Regions from separate parts of the Homo sapiens genome. Here region 2 is linked to region 1. Evidence: read pairs that join two places in POLR2A ChIA-PET (ENCODE). Cell type or tissue: GM12878. All regions are shown on one strand.

Evidence for each region. ChIA-PET counts read pairs that join two places held together with the same protein. Peaks named below come from ENCODE experiments on the same cell type or tissue, not always from the same donor. Only the 100,000 strongest peaks of a DNase experiment are listed, where the experiment ranks them.
Region 2: POLR2A ChIA-PET joins it to region 1 with 7 read pairs; 3 of 35 experiments call an interaction of 5 or more read pairs at or near these places.

What each region holds. Positions count from the first base shown.
Region 1 is chr3:72,493,444-72,495,943 of GRCh38, reverse strand. No RefSeq gene overlaps it. Among named protein-coding and RNA genes, the nearest start is that of RYBP, 48 kb to the right of the region's middle. In GM12878, no CTCF peak of the experiment used is centred here; no DNase peak of the experiment used is centred here; H3K27ac peaks cover 148 bases.
Region 2 is chr3:72,371,740-72,374,239 of GRCh38, reverse strand. No RefSeq gene overlaps it. Among named protein-coding and RNA genes, the nearest start is that of RYBP, 74 kb to the left of the region's middle. RefSeq lists a silencer at 976-1,176. In GM12878, no CTCF peak of the experiment used is centred here; no DNase peak of the experiment used is centred here.

The DNA.
Region 1 (2,500 bases):
GTGTTGGGAGATAAATATGTTAACAGAGATAAAATATGTGAGGCCATCAGCCCCAGGCCTGGCATATAGAGAGCACTCACTCTCTGAGCTTTGTAAATGTGGAAAGGATGTATTTCTAAGAGCTCAAATAGTTGATATCATTTATTTGTTATACACATGGGGAAAGAGAGGTAAATTATACAGATATCTAAGATGTAAACGGTTCTAGACCTTTTGGCCATTTGTTGCATTTATTTGGTGTTTATCTCTTTATCTAGTATCTCTATCCAGTCTTCCTTCTAGTTAGTTCACTCTAGTGCCGCCTGAAAGTCTTAGAGATAGCGGGCTCACCTTGGGGTGGATTCTCTGTAGATGAAATTTCAGTATTCCTTTCTTTGCCCACCAGAATGGAAGGTCCCTGTGGGCAGGGCTGTATCTGCCATGTGTCTCACAGTATCCGTTGGAATTTAACAAGGAATAATTGTTAAATAAAATGTCATACATGGAGGAACTGCTCTCTAAAAGGACATCCGAGGCAGTTTTAAGTGATAACACTACAATACTTAAGACAAGGATACAACACATTGTTAACACATTAGCTAAGGGTGGAGAAAAATCCAGAAAAGGGCTACTATTCCCAGGATCACAGAGTAAAACAAAGATCGGTTGTGACTCCAAAACCCAAGTGTCCCAGATCTTACCTGAACCTGCTTAAAATGCTGATCTCACCAGGAGCCAGGCAGCCAGGAACCGCAGTGGATGCTGTCGGCCCAACCTTAGCTGCATTTCATTCCTCAGCAGGACCACAGACTCCCAGAAACTCAGCCTCATCTTCATTTGTTTCAGAAGAGTCAGGTATTAGAGGAGAATGACAGCAACTCGGTGCAGGGTGTATTTTTCCTTAATGCTTTTTCATCCTGTAAAACTTACATAAGCCATACATCATTTTTTAAAATGAGAAAAATGCCTTCAAGTCGAAAGTGAAAATGAATTTAAAATGATTGTTTTTTAATGGTATTTTTTTTCTGGAGTAGACTTTTTAAAAGTGGTAATCTTAATCTCCCAGATAAGGCAACAATGTGCTTCCTATACAGTCCATTTCTCATGCTGGCAGAAACAAAATGTTTCCTCACACTTTGCTCTAGAGTTCAGCAATGGAAAGAACTTGTAAATGCTCATTTTGCCAAATGTGCCAGTGGGTCACTGTTCTCCAAGACTGGATGACTGGACTTAGGCTAGAGAGGACTGGCTGGGGCTGAGGATGGAGGGAAGTCACTAAACATTCCAGACGAACTGCTCAATCACTTGTTCTCTGAGCACATGCTCCCTATATCTGCCTCTGTGCCTTAGCGACACCCAGTGTGGGAGCCAGCCTCCGTGATGGTCCCCAACAAGCCCCACCTCTTTCTATTCACAGTTTGTATAGGGCTGACTTATGTAATAAATGGAATGTTATAGAAACAATGGAGTGTGCCTTCCAAAGCTAAGTCATGAAAGTCATTGCAGCTTCCACCCTGCTCTCCCTTGAATCCCTTGCTCTGGGGGAGGCCAGCTGCCATGTTGTGAGGAAGCTCAAGCAGCCTGCAGAGAGGTCCATGTGGTGAGAGGCTCTGCCACCAGCCACCCCAGTGAGCCAGCATGAAAGCAGATCTAGCCCCAGACAAGCCTTAGCTCAGCACAGCTCCGGCCAACAGCGTGACCACAATCTCGTGAGCAACCCTGAGCCAGAGCCATCCAGCCAAGCCACTTTCAAATTCGCTATCTGTAGAAACTGTGGGGGGTCATATTTATTTTTGTTTTAAGCTCCTAAGTTTTGCAGTAATTTGTTATGCAGCAATTGGAAATTAATACATACACTCTCCTGTCTACAAAAGCTTACTCTTTTCTTCTCCAAATCATTCTCCCTCAAAATTCACATCAAATTCATCCTTAAGCTTGGATTCTCCAGCCCAGAGGGATCACTCTTCTTTCTAAGCTTCATCACCGTGCTTATACTTTTTTTTTTTTTTTTTTTTTTTTTGAGATGGAGTATCTCTCTGTCACCCAGGTTGGAGTGCAGTGGTGCGATCTTGGCTCACTGCAACCTCAGCCTCCCTGGTTCAAACAATTCTCCCACCTCAGCCTCCCAGGTAGCTGAGATTACAGGTGCCTGGCTAATTTGTGTATTTTTGGTAGAGATAGGGTTTGACCATGTTGGCCAGGCTGATCTCGAACTCCTGACCTCAAATGATCTGCCCACCTTGGCATCCCAAAGTGCTGGGATTACAGGTGTGTGCCACCACGCCCAGCCATTGCCCTTCTTCCTTGGTGTTAACCTGAGCTAGAAGGAAGGGCTGTGCAGGCAGACCTAACATCTGATGTATCATTATTAATAGGTGACCATATTATCCGTACTGAGGCATTTCTGAAAGCTGGTGGGGGGGGTTGCTATTAATAATAATCCTGAAAATCAGCAAAATCTAGGACAGTTCCAGGACAAACAACAGCATTCAGCCACCCATTCTATCTGTAAGAGGTACCT
Region 2 (2,500 bases), 120 kb after region 1:
TGGATTTAGGTCAACTATGTCTCAGAGATGTGAATAAAGTGTGTTACTAACCTAAAAGCCACACAAGCTCACTTATTGCCCCATGCGAGGGAGACTCCTGCCTGCTGCTGCAGGTGCTGAGGCATACCAGTCTATAACCTTCCAAAGAATTAAGAAACCACTTAAAACATGTCAAGATCCATCCCCGATTATTTTGTCCTGGGTCTGCACCTGAACTAGCACTGGAAGGAAGAGAGTGTAAATAGCGCAGGATGTTGAGTTGAAAATGGGTCTGTTCTGATAAAACAGCAAGTTCCATTCTTCGTCCTCATTTTTTAGTACTGAACGTGACCCAAGTTTGGCCCCTCAGAAGTCTTGGAAAGGATCTGGAAGGGTTGAAGGACAGGGATTGGATGGGGTCTCTCATGTTTCCCACAGGCCATTTTGGATACAGACGTGCGATCTGCTAACCCCATGCCCCTCTGCTTGCTTTTGTGCCTGAGGAGTTCACTGTGAGGGCCCCCACTGCTGGTGGCACTGGTACCATCCTTTGGAGGAGGATGGGAATTGTCTCCCATACCAGGTGTGGACCAAAGCAAGCACTTGGTCTTTACAGGGGAGGCACAAGGAAGAGTCGTTTCTTTCCAGTTGTGTGGACGGAAAGGGAGGCAAAAAGGTTTTCTCTAATCCTCAGCCAAACTCTAGTGTTAACACCAAGTGTCCAGATCCCCATTGAGAAATCCCATGGCTAGAGTGTGACAGGATCATGGAAGCAGCTCTTGCTCAATTATTCTTGATCAAGGGTGGAATGACGACTTCAGCCAGCAAGGGCCCAGGCTTGTGCTCTCTGATTTCATAGCCCTACGGCGTGGAAATGGAAACCAGCCAGACTCCACCTTGGGCAGTGAAGAGAACATAAGGGACGTCCAGGAGGCCCTTGGTCTAGCACGCCCCTGACCTCCCAGCGGTTCTGGAAGGCCACTCCTAACCCTTCAAACCATAGCAAGGAAGGTTAGAGCTATCTTTGTGTTAGGATCAAAACTCGAGAAGGTTCTGTTTGCTAACCACTGAAGGAAGCCCACGGCCTGTCTTTAGGGCTTCTGTCAGGAGAGGACAATGGACATAGACAACTAGATACTGCAGGAGGGCTCTGGTTTTCTCAGACAGGATCCTAGGATGTGTCTGGAAGCCTGCGGAGTGAAGGTAGACATGCAGGTGTGATGTTCTGCCTGATAGTGCCTCTCTCCAGGCATTAACTACAAGGCTGGGTGGGGGCTTACTGTAAGGCATCGAGTCCCTAAGCATTTATACAGTCCCAATTGTGCATCAGTGCAGTGCTGGTTATAACAGGGAAGAATTTGTGGAGGGGAGGGCACAGGCTGAAATTGGCCCATTCCTACACATGCTCTTGACCTAGACCTAGAGTAAGTGACATTGACCCCAACCGTCCCCCTACCCACCTCCAGCTTGTGCCAGACATCACTAATCAGTCACAGCGCTTCTTTCCAGCTGAATCCAGACTCAGAATCCTCATTAGAGCTCATTGTTAGCACGTCTTCCTGAAGTGCAACCCATTTGCCATTCCTTCCCTGGACGAAACCCACCCCAAATAACTGGGAAACCCTTCAAGGCAGTTTTTAATCAACACTTCAATTGTGGAACTGCATGAATCCAAGAAGGCCAGCTGAGAAGCTCGGAGGAGTCAGGAAGGAAGAAAACTAAATATCCAACACCCAACTCTTCAAAGAGTTCAACTTCCTGTTCAAAACAGGGTCAGACCAGGGGATTCTTAGTGAGGCCAGTGATGAGCACTGTAACTTTAAATGCAGCCCTGAACCCCAGACCTGAAGGCCTGCCAGTGTCTTACCCTACAGGCCAGACCGGGACCTACTTGCCCAAGCTGTCCTACTGGTTCTGTCAACCGGGGGCTCTCAAATAACAGAGTAGAACACCACATGGATATGATTCCTGGAAACCACAGAACTAGGTGAGACTCCTACCTCTGACTGCCTGGGTGTCCTTGGGCAAGTCAGCTGACCGGGCCATTTCCCTCAGTTGTCAAGTAGGGATTAGAGGTGTATGTGCTCCTACTGTGTTCTCTGCTCCAAGGAATCATGGCGCAGTGCTCCCAGAGGTGGGTTGTGTGTTACCATGTTTTTAACAACGGGAAGCAAAAACTTTATTTGAACTTTCATTCTGATGCTTCACTGATGACACCGGAAATGAAGATAATTTGTTTTGTGATTGTTTTATTGTGTTTTCAAGTTTTAATTCATGAATTTTCCTGTACTAAAACAAAGAGCAAAGTTGGTTAAAGCCTGCATGTAAATAAAGTCCAGTGGGATTTTTGACACCTGCTTGACGTTTCTATGTCTACAAACAGTGTTGTAATGAATACGGCCTTTCATCATTAAACATTCGATTTTTTAAAAATGACGTTTACTGTCCTGTTATTATTGAAAAGGTAAAAGTTGAAACTTGATGGAAGAAGTAGAGATGTGCACGGCATCTGCTGTGATCA